Regions from separate parts of the Mus musculus genome. Here region 2 is linked to region 1. A link is a loop called in an ENCODE intact Hi-C map of the cell type or tissue named here. Cell type or tissue: heart. All regions are shown on one strand. Links, peaks and the distances in the headings refer to the core of each region. The heading gives the core; the rest is flanking DNA. Region 1 overlaps Kdm4c (lysine (K)-specific demethylase 4C). Region 2 holds the start of Kdm4c (lysine (K)-specific demethylase 4C).

Region 1 (5,377 bases), core at 258-5,257:
CTTACAAAACGAGCCTTTACTCTCTTGGGTAACTCTTCATCTAAAGTGTATATGTCTTCTCTCTTCATTGCAATCTGCGATCCATCTTCAAATTCAACCTAAAGATACAAAAGCCAATGTGATATGTAGTAAAACCAAAGAAATCCTGGCCATTTTTCAAGAGTTCCAATTAATTATGAGTATTGGGAGGTAGGGAAGTAAAGGGCTCTAACTGAGAAAATATAGAATGACCCAAAGTCAGGGACACTAGAAGAGCATTTTCTTACCCAACTAAGAACAAAGCAAGTTGAGAAATAGTCAAGACTGTTGTAGAGGATAGACTTAAAATATGAACTATGAAATTTTTAATATCTCAAAACCAACTAAGAAAAATGAGGGCTGATCAGATAATTTCTCTGAAAAGTGGCAAGTCCTGCATTAAGATGGGCTGGGCTTGCTAGCATCATGTCTTATTAACAGAAACTATTAGAAGAAAGAAAAAAACAGCCTACAAAAATGAGAAAAGTTATTTGAGAACTATACATCGGGTGAAAATATCCAGAATACTTAAAGAACTAAAAAAAATGAAAAATAGAGCAAACAGATATCAAACCAAGTTTTTTTTTAAGCCCAAAGTCATTATTAAATGAGTTAGTGAAATGAATAGACTACCCTCAGAAAAAATACAAATGCTCAATAAATACTTGAAAAATTGTTCAATATTCTGAGCTATCCGGAAAATGCAAATTAAAACCAGTCTGAGATTCCTGCTCTAGTTAGAATGGCTATTATCAAGCAAGCAAATAGCAACAAATGTTAGAAGGATGTGGGAAAAGCAGGACACTACTGGTAGAATTGTGCACTAGTACAGACACTATAGAACTCAGTATAAAGGCTCCTTACAAAAATAGAAACAGAACTATGATATAATCTGTGTATACCATTTCCTGGTGCATCTCTGAAGGACTAAGTCAACATACAACAGGGATATTTGCACATCCATGTTTATTTCTGTAGGTATTCAAAATAGCAAGGAAATGGAACCACAGTATATATCTACCAGTGAACAAAGAAAATGAGGCAAAGGGCAGTGGTGGCACACGCCTTTAATCCCAGTACTTGGGAGGCAAAGGCAGGCGGATTTCTGAGTTTGAGGCCAGCCTGGTCTACAGAGTGGGTTCCAGGACAGCCAGGGCTACACAGAGAAACCCTGTCTTGAAAAACAAACAAACAAACAAACAAACAAACAAACAAACAAACACCAAGAAACTGAGGCAAACATAAAAAGAAATTTATTCATTATAAATAAAATAATGTCATTTGCCAAAGAATGGATGAAACTGGACATTATTGTATTAAGCAAAGGAGCTCAGACCCCCAAAGACACATATTACATATTTTCTTTCTTATGAAGAATCTAGATTTAAATTTATTTCTATCTGGGGTGTGTGTGTATGTGTGTGTTGATAAGTTCACAGGGAACCTTGAAGGTAAAGATGATGTTAAGAGAATATGGGAGAAATGGCAATGGAACACATAGCAATGTAAAACCAGAAGAGTGGTATCTGGAGGATAAGAAAAGAACACAAACATGAAAGACAGGGATGAGAAAAATGTAAGAACAAAGTGAATTGGCCTATTTCCATGAATGGCAGAAATCCATTACTTGTGTGCTCACTTTAAAAAGTAATTTAAAAACAGAAAGTTAAAAGAGTTAATGCTCTATGAAAACTTAACATTATCAGGAAAGATTACTACATATGAACAAAAGGCACCATTTTTTCCTTAGAGTTGAGACACTCTCCCTGAGCACTCTACAATTGCACACGTTCTGTACATTTTCCAGTTGTGTGTCTCTGTGTTGTCATATACCTCAAGAAGTTGTTTCTCTGATGAGGATGATTCATGCTCTGTTTGATGGGTACAGCTGTATGGTAGCAGAAGTCATTTCCCGTAGGCTCATGACCTATCTAGTCTCAGATTTCTGATATGGGTTCTAGCTCATGGAGCAGGCCGTAAATCCAACTGAAAAGTGTTTGGTTACTCCCCTAACGTTTGTGCCATTATCATCAGTATTTTGCTGGGAGGTTGTGGTTGTAAAGCACAGGGTTATAGCTGGATAGGATTTTTTTAAGAACCAGCTGAAGCCTTTTTTGGAAAATACAACTGAGTTGGGTTTTAGTGGAAGGCAAGGGAGGACTATCCCAGATAGGACATTCTTCCCAAGGTTGGCCTGAGGGTTAGTGTTGATCCTTGATCAGGTGGGTCTCTTGTTCCCTGTACTCTGCGATACAGCTGCCCCCCCTGTAATCCCTGAGTAGCTGTAGGTACACAGACTGGCAGGAACTTAAGTGGCCATTCATTTGGGAGGGATATCAGAAGACTCAGACACCAGCTTCCAAACATGAGTTTCAATCTTATTCATGACCACAGCCTTGGTGTGAAAAAACATGCTGTAGCCCCTGACAGAGCTGGAGCTTGGCTGGAAGGAGCTCATTCTATAGCTAAAACCAGGACTAGTGAGTGCTCCATAAGCTGAGTTCAGTACTCCTGAGTAGCTGCTGGTGATCTTCATATGGATACTCAAGTTCTGCCTCTCAGACTCTAGGCTGCTCTCTTCGGACTTCAGCAGCTTGTTGTTAAGTGGTGATCTTGATGTCAAGGGCCCGCCCGGCTTACTGTTCAACATTTCCTGGTACTCTTGAAGCTGCCTGGCTATACACTTCTGGGCCCATTAGAGGGCAGCCTCTAGCTTACCCAGCTTGGCATTCTTTTTTTTTTTTTTTTTTTTAAATGAGAGATTAATAGTTTTCTTTTTATTTTCTTCACGGTAAATTGTTTCTTCTAACTTTCTTTCTTTTTTTTTTTCCTTATTTTTTTTTATTACGTATTTTCCTCAATTACATTTCCAATGCTATCCCAAAAGTCTCCCATGCCCCTCCCCCCCCCACTCCCCTACCCACCCATTCCCACTTTTTGGCCCTGGCATTCCCCTGTACTGGGGCATATAAAGTTTGCCTGTCCAGTGGGCCTCTCTTTCCAGTGATGGCCTACTAGGCCATCTTTTGATACATATGCAGCTAGATTCTTAATGGCCATCTCCCCACGCTGCTCATGCAGCCTCCAGGATTGTACCTTGGCCTTTGAGATTTTCAGTCTCCATCTGCAGGTAGGTGCTGTTGCAGTTCACCCTGAAGATCTCTGTCTTTGTAAGGCAGTCATCCCAGTTAGGGTCTGCAATTCTTCCTACTTAATCTGGTACATGCCAACTGCGGTTGGCTATCCCTGAAATAATAAACTAAACTTTGCTATGGTCTCTGGAGGTCATTTTACCATATTCACTGCCTTCTGAACCCTGCTCTTGGCCTCTGCTTCCTTTGTACTGTCATGCTGGTGGCCAGCAGCCTCCTAGGAGAAAAGAGGAGGAGGGAGCAAAGATCTGCTCACTCAGTTCTTGCATGAGCTTTTTCCCCAACTGTTGACCTTTTTGGACTTTATTAAGTTTCTTTCCTAGGTCCCAAATTGCTTTTCTTAAGTTCTCTACTTGGCCCTTGAGCCTTTGTAGAAGACCCAGAAATCTTTTCTAGCATTTCAGCTATGCCATTATCTATGGGCTTTCATATTGATGTGTTGTAAGTGGTTTTTAATGTTAATGTATTGTTGAGATGTCAGAATGGCTCATTTTGATATTGTTGCATTTCTTGCATCTGCTGGGATGAATGTCTAGTCTGTCTTTATTTCCCCTTTCTTTCCTTCTTTCTGTTTGTTTCATGTACGTCTTCATGGTGAGCTATATTTGTTTGGGCTTATATTCCTCTCTACTACTTGGGAGGAGCCTGACTCTAGTTAACAGGAAAAGAATAGGAATTATTAGCAATCCCTTGCAGTCAAAGACAATTATGTACTTTACTTGTGTCCTATACGGTACTAAGATAATTTGCTACTTTGTGTTCCTAGCAAATCCTAGCCATTTTCCTTTTTCCCAGTAGTGTTGTTGTCTGAGACTACATTTACCTGAAGGAGAGCTGGGTTCTTGGGTTCTCCAGTGACTGCTCATCTAGGCAGTGATTATACATCTTATATATACTCCAGTCTAGTCACTCCAGGGTATCAGTAGAGAATCAGAGTGACAGGATCCTGGTGCAGAACTTCAGTCATACTTCCCAGGGCCAGCATATCTTTTGGCACATCTTCAATACACATTAAGAAGCTTTCATAACTATTATTACTTTTCCAAATTCAAATAGGCCTCTAGTTCATAGCATGTAAATGGCACCAGTGTGTGAAAACAGTGTCTTTTAAAAGACAAACATTTTCAACTCCTTGTAAAATGACAGCAACTAATTCTGAAATATTTTTTTAGATCTTAGGAGACTTAGAGAAAAGTCTATGATGCTGGCCTAGCTGAGGCCTGGATAGTGGGTGCTTAGGAATTTCCAACAACAATATTTGTAAAAAAAAAAAAAATACACACACACACACACACACACACATATATATATATATATATATATATATATATATATATAGGTGGGATAAGTAGACATTTGATATATTACAACTCTTAAGTCTCCTAGGATTTAGAACTTCCAGCTATTTTGATTTTCTGTATTTTTCACTTTTAATAGAGTGGTACTTCATTTGTTTCGTTGGTTGGTTGGTTGGTTTTTCGAGACAGGGTTTCTCTGTTTAGCCCTGGCTGTCCTGGAACTTACTTTGTAGACCAGGCTGGCCTCAAACTCAGAAATCTGCCTGCCTCTGCCTCCCTAGTGCTGGGATTAAAGGCGTGGGCCACCACGCCCGGCTGAGTGGTACTTTAAAAGTCAAAAGATAAGTCAAATTATGTAGTGGTTCAAAGTCATCAATGAAACAGAGATGGAAGCACGTGTTAAACATGTTTTTGTTTTCATTTACATTCATATACTACTAACATAAGATGAAGCTTTACAACAAGGTGGAATCAGGCTGTGGTCACAAAAATACTTTGTTGCTACTGCCTAGAAGGCTGAGAATAAAAACTGGGTTCATCCTGGCCTTTTCTACTAACAAAATGGCTCCTTTAGCATTAAAGTAGGCAAGATGTCTTCTCATTTAGACATTTGATAGCATAGCTTTAACTTACTTATCTGTGACTACTTTCTTTTGTTTTGAGTCATTTGAAAACTTTAATTAAAAGAAGACAATTTTCCTAAAGCAATGCTGGCTGTCCTAATTTTTCTAAGTCTCAGGTATACAGAGGCAAAACTTTACTACCAGCATGGACAGCTGCTTCCTCTCATTAGGACAGAGAAAAGAGTAACTTTCTGGCTCTTATTTTTTATCAGCTGTATGCTCTTACGAACTATGAAAAAAATATGTTCTCCTCCTGAAAATAGTTAAAATTTGTTCACTGAGCTGT
Region 2 (5,377 bases), core at 206-5,205, 150 kb after region 1:
ACAGGACCATGAAATATTAACATACAAAAAAAGGAGACAATTTTTTCTATTCCATCGCCTTAAACACTCAGCCAGAACTACTGCTTCAAAGAGAATTTTTTTAAAAAACCTGCATTACATATTGAACTTAATGACAGTACAGAATGTACTTGTTTTATCATTTAATATCTAGTAAATAATAACGGGTATCAAGGGTATAGCAGTAAGAATCCTTGCTACAGAATGTAGGACTGGAAATGTAGCTTGGTATAGAGTTTGCCTACCATGCGCCAAAGCCTTGAATTCAGTCCCCAGGTCTGAGTCAAACAAAGTAATTCCAACACTCAAGAAGTAGAGACAAAGATCACCAATTCACCAATCTATGTGGGCTACAAGAGACAGTCTCAAGACAAAAGGAAAGGAAAGAGAGTGGGGTGGGGGAGGGAGGAATTAAGTAAGTTTTTTAGTACCATAAAGCAAGCCTTAGCGTTGAATTTTATTGTATTACCAATTTCGTGGAGAACTGTAAACATTATGTGTAAACTCTAAACACTAAAATGGGAAGGTAGAAACCCTGTCTCGAAAAACCAAATAAATAAATAAATAAATAAATAAATGAATAAATAAAATAAAATAAAATGGGAAGGAGGTCCTAAAACTACTTAACTAGGCAGTGCATTCCAAAACAAAGCATGATAGGTTACCAGGCCAGCAAGCTTTAAGAAAACATTAGTGAACATGCTCAATAGTAAAAAAAAATTTTTAAATTTTAAAAACGAACTTTTTTTTCCTTTTTCTTTTTTTTTCTTTTTCAATCTTAGAGACCGAACTTAAGGTGTTCAGATACTAAGCATTGGCCCTACCACTTGAGCTATATATTCCAGGCGGTGGGAACGGACCGTAAATTTTAGAGAACAAATAACCAGTAGCAGTGCAGAAATATGACCAGCAGGAATCCCTGCACTGGTGATGCAGAGGCAGGTGGATTTCCTGGAGCACCAGGTTAGCTACCATACAGAGTTCTAAGTTGGGCAGGACTACATATAAGACCCTGACTCAAAAAACAACCAAAAATACCAAAAGTTTTAACCATCACACTTTTAAATTAGAATACTAATAACTTTTCCCATAGAAAGAGTTAGGCTCCACTCCCTTCCGCCCTTTTTAAACGCAAAACTCAAGTGGGTGAAATACAGCAAAGATTGGTGCTAACCTAAGCTTACCGAGCCTATCAAAAGCGTCTCCCGGGTTCCGAATTGCTTCATTTCTAACGTAAGCTTTCTAAGCAGTACTAGGTAAATCACCAAGTGTGAGTGACCGTACTGAGTCCAAGATTTAAAAAAAAAAAAAAAAAAAAAAGTTGGTCAAGTCTTCCAAGTCTTCTCTCAGAGCACCTGACTGACTACGTGCGAGCTTGCGGGCTCAGCCACACCGGCGGCTGCCTTCTGGGTCCCCAAGAAAATCCTCAGAACTGAGTCCAGCTGCTTTCACTGCTGAGCAGAGAACACCAACTTCCAGCCCGAGCTAGACCGCCTGCCTTCTTGGCATTCCCATCGCACAACACGCCCTCTCTCCCTGGCAGTTCACATGCCGCAACGAAGTCGCATCTATTAAGCGCCCACTGTCTACCCCGCATCATGGCTCCCCCCAGGAACCGCACAAAGAAATGGCCTCAAGACGGAGGAAAGAAAAAGGGAAAGATCATCTGCTAGGGCCAAGAACGAACCCGAGTGAGGGTCGGGCTACCTGCTACCTCGCGGATCCGGACATCCCGACCCAAGGGAGGCTCGGAGGACGCACAGGCCCGGCCTTCCTGGAGTCGGCCGCAGAGGGGTCGGTCGGCGCCCCAGACCACACAGGCGTGGCAGTCCGGAGCAACAGCACCTCCGATCGGCTCCCGGGAGGCAGGCGAGCGAGCTCCCGAATCCCGAGGGCCAGAATGGACTGTCAGGGCCGCCTCCTCCCTCCCAGCTGACTGCTTTGCACCGCGGAGCGCCCAGGCCCGTGCTGCCCTGCGAAGACCGGACCGAGGCCGCCACCCTTCCCGCTCCGTCCCGACCAAGAAGAGGTTACCTGCGCCGCTGGCGGAGGTCCAGACGCCACCCGAATGAAAGGGATGAAAAGTGCGGCCTCCCCTGAGGGTTTTGGGAATCTTTGGAAGACTTGTTCCGCACTGGGTGACAGCTGTTCGCTGCGCACGCGCACGGGGCGCCACCACGGAATCCCTCCGCCGCGCTCCCCTCCCTCCCGGCTCGGAGGTGGGCGGGAGGCGGCGCGGGCGCGCAGGCTGTGCGGGCTGCCTCTGCCTGCGTGTGGCGCACGCGCCCCCACGTGACCGCTGGGCCGGGCGCTCTCTGGGTCACGTGGGTCTCTAAACTGCTTAAAGGTGCCCGACTTGAAGCCGAGACTTCCGCCTCTTGCCTAGTCTACGCTTGCCGTGCTGTATTTCCTTTTGCCTTGGGGACAAGCTCGCCTCTTCTTTCTCAAAGGAGGAAAAACACTGACGAAGCAGAAGGAGCAGGTGCGCAACAGATCTTTGTCGGATCACTCACTAGGTTCCCACAGGGGCTGGACCTGAAATAAAATAGTACACGAACACGCCTGCAGGGACTCGGTGCGAGTCTATGGCAACCCTCGGTGCAAGAACGGCTGGCTGATTTTTACCTCGAGTGGAGGTGGTCAGGAAGGCCAGACTCACGATGACATTGTCCTGTGCCGGTACACCAACCAGTGGGCTGCACCTCTGAGCCTACTTCAGTCGGAGATCCCAAGTGAGCAGTGTTCCCAAATTCCTAGCAACCAAGCCTGCCCTTGAGCAAAAAGGTCTAATACTTAAAGACTAGAGAAATCTTGATTAGGGATCCTGAATTGAGTTACCTTCCTACACGTCTGTGTAAATCTGACTTCCAAGACCGCAGAGGAATCACACAGATCTCAAACTCTTACTTCCAGATAGGTGCCTAAACACTAAGCGTTTTGCAAAGGCTAAACAGGTTTTACTGTCCCACAGTTCCTATCTGGGTTTTTTTGTTGCATTTCTTCTAGTTACTGACCAGGCATATACAAAAGTGAGCACACAGGACCATCATTTTACGTGTTGTTAGAAAACAAGGATTTCTAATGAATGTGGTGCATACTTATAACCCAGGACTTGGAACAGAGATCAGAGGACTAGAAATTCAAGATCATTCTCAACACATCATAGACCTGAAGTTAGACTGGGCTACATGATATGCTGTCTCAAAAACTGATCACCTCTTTAAAAAAAAAAAGCTCAACATAACTATTTAAATGTACTTAAATGTGTTTTTTTTAATTTATTTCTTTTTTTTTTTTTTAGGGGGAGCACTGTAAAGACAGATGGGATATGGTTAATTAACTGAAAGATAATGAGATCTAACCACCATATTTCTTTGACTGGAAAAACACCGCTTGGGGGCTAGAGAGATGGCTCAGTGGTAAAGAGCATCGACTGCTCTTCTGAAGGTCCTGAGTTCAAATCCCAGCAACCACATGGTAGCTCACAACCATCCGTAATGAGATCTGACGCCCTCTTCTAGTGCATCTGAAGACAGCTACAGTGTACTTAGATATAATAATAAAAAAATAATAATAATAATAAAACACAGCTTAGGGTTTGGAAAAATACAATTCTAAACTTACTTAACTTATATATAGTCAACTGGTAATTTTTCAATGTGGATATTATAGAGATTGGCAACCATACTCCAAAGCAATTGAATATACTAAAACTATAGTTACATATCTTAAATTTTAGGGCGTTTTGTGAACTACAAAGATTGCACATCTATTATTAAATAATTGAAATAGTTCAATGAATAAGTACTCTTATTATCCTTGCTAAGCAGAGATTATCAAGGCCAACGTACTGGCACACACCTTTAATCCTAGCACTTGGGGGACAAGGAAGGCAGATCTCTAAATACAAGGCCAATTTGATTTACAAGTGTAGATCAGTGTGAGTTGCTGAAAGGCAGGGATATATGTGAGAAACCCTGTCTCAAAAGAAATGAAGGAGAGGGGAGTGAGATAGAAGTATATCCCCAGTTGCAGTCTGAGAGAGACAAAGACTTCATGATCTCTTTTATGGGCCCTAGACATTGCACACACACACACACACACACACACACACACACACACACCACACACTTTGCATACATATTAATGGGGTGAAAATAAAAGCAAGACTGCCTTGGAAACAAAAGAGAATAATGAGACTAATGAGTAAAAGTGTAGTCTGGGAAGGTGTGCTTAAAACATAACATAAGAAAATAGCTTTCCAGCCGGGCGTGGTGGTGCACACCTTTAATCCCAGCACTTGGGAGGCAGAGGCAGGCGGATTTCTGAGGCCAGCCTGGTCTACAGAGTGAGTTCCAGGACAGCCAGGGCTATACAGAGAAACCCTGTCTCAAAAAAAACAAAAAACAAAACAAAAAACAAAAAAAAAAAAAGAAAGAAAGAAAGAAAGAAAGAAAAGAAAAAGAAAGAAAGAAAGAAAGAAAGAAAGAAAAGAAAAGAAAAGAAAAGAAAAGAAAAGAGCTTTCCTCATCTCTGTATAACCGAAATATAAGTCAATGTCAAAAGTGCTGCGTCTGTGCACACACACACACACACCCTGGGGCGGGCGTGGGGAGTGGGGGGTTGGTAGTATGCTTTGCATCCTAGCATTAGGGATGCAGAAGCAGGGGGATCTCTTGAGTTCAAGGCCAGCCTAGCCTAGTCTACAGACGGAGTTTCAAGACAGCCAGGGGTGCAAAGATAAACATTGTTTCAAAAACAAAACAAAACAAAAAACAGAAGTTTTTTTCAAGACTTGTTGGGCATAGTGCCACAACCCTTTATGGTACCAGCTACTTGGCAGGTGGTTCACCTTGAGTTCAAAGCCAACCTGGCTATATATAGGTTAACTGGAGCTAAATAGTAAGACCCTGTCTTAAGAAAGAAGGAAAGTAATAAAGAATGGAAGGAAGAGAGAGAGAAGGAGGGAGGGAGAGAGGGAGGGAGGGGAAAGTCCAGGAGCTAGTCTAAATTAAAAGTAACTGAAGAGATATCCTGGGTTTAAGAAAGAAAAGGAAGGAAGGAAGGGAAGAAGGAAGGAGAGAGAACTGTAAATAGAGGGTGCACATATATGTGTCTATGTAAAGAAAAAAGTGTGACAAATGTTTGGGGTTTTGGGGTTTTTTTGGTTTGGTTTGGTGTGGTGTGGTGTGGTGTGGTTTGGTTTGGTTTGGTTTGGTTTGGTTTGGTTTGGTTTTTAGAGACAGGGTTTCTCTGTGTAGTGCTGGCTGTCCTGGAACTCACTCTGTAGACCAGGCTGGCCTTGAACTCAGAAATCCGCCTGCTTCTGCCTCCCAAGTGTTGGGATTAAAAGCATGCG

Evidence for each region. A loop is a pair of places that touch in the nucleus more often than their neighbours do. Peaks named below come from ENCODE experiments on the same cell type or tissue, not always from the same donor. Only the 100,000 strongest peaks of a DNase experiment are listed, where the experiment ranks them.
Region 2: it touches region 1 in a loop (2.3-fold over the local background); 1 of 42 quality-filtered maps calls a loop at or near these places.

Annotation. Positions count from the first base shown.
Region 1 is chr4:74,394,068-74,399,444 of GRCm38, reverse strand. Kdm4c (lysine (K)-specific demethylase 4C) reads right to left here. Exons shown (of 22, transcript NM_144787.2): 21 at 6-98. Among named protein-coding and RNA genes, the nearest start is that of Kdm4c, 140 kb to the right of the region's middle. In heart, for the core only: a CTCF peak has its summit at 2,711 (motif pointing right); no DNase peak of the experiment used is centred there.
Region 2 is chr4:74,248,762-74,254,138 of GRCm38, reverse strand. Kdm4c (lysine (K)-specific demethylase 4C) reads right to left here and starts at 2,260. Exons shown (of 22, transcript NM_144787.2): 1 at 2,053-2,260. In heart, for the core only: a CTCF peak has its summit at 2,263; a DNase peak (open chromatin) is centred at 2,318; H3K4me3 peaks cover 2,281 bases; H3K27ac peaks cover 1,726 bases.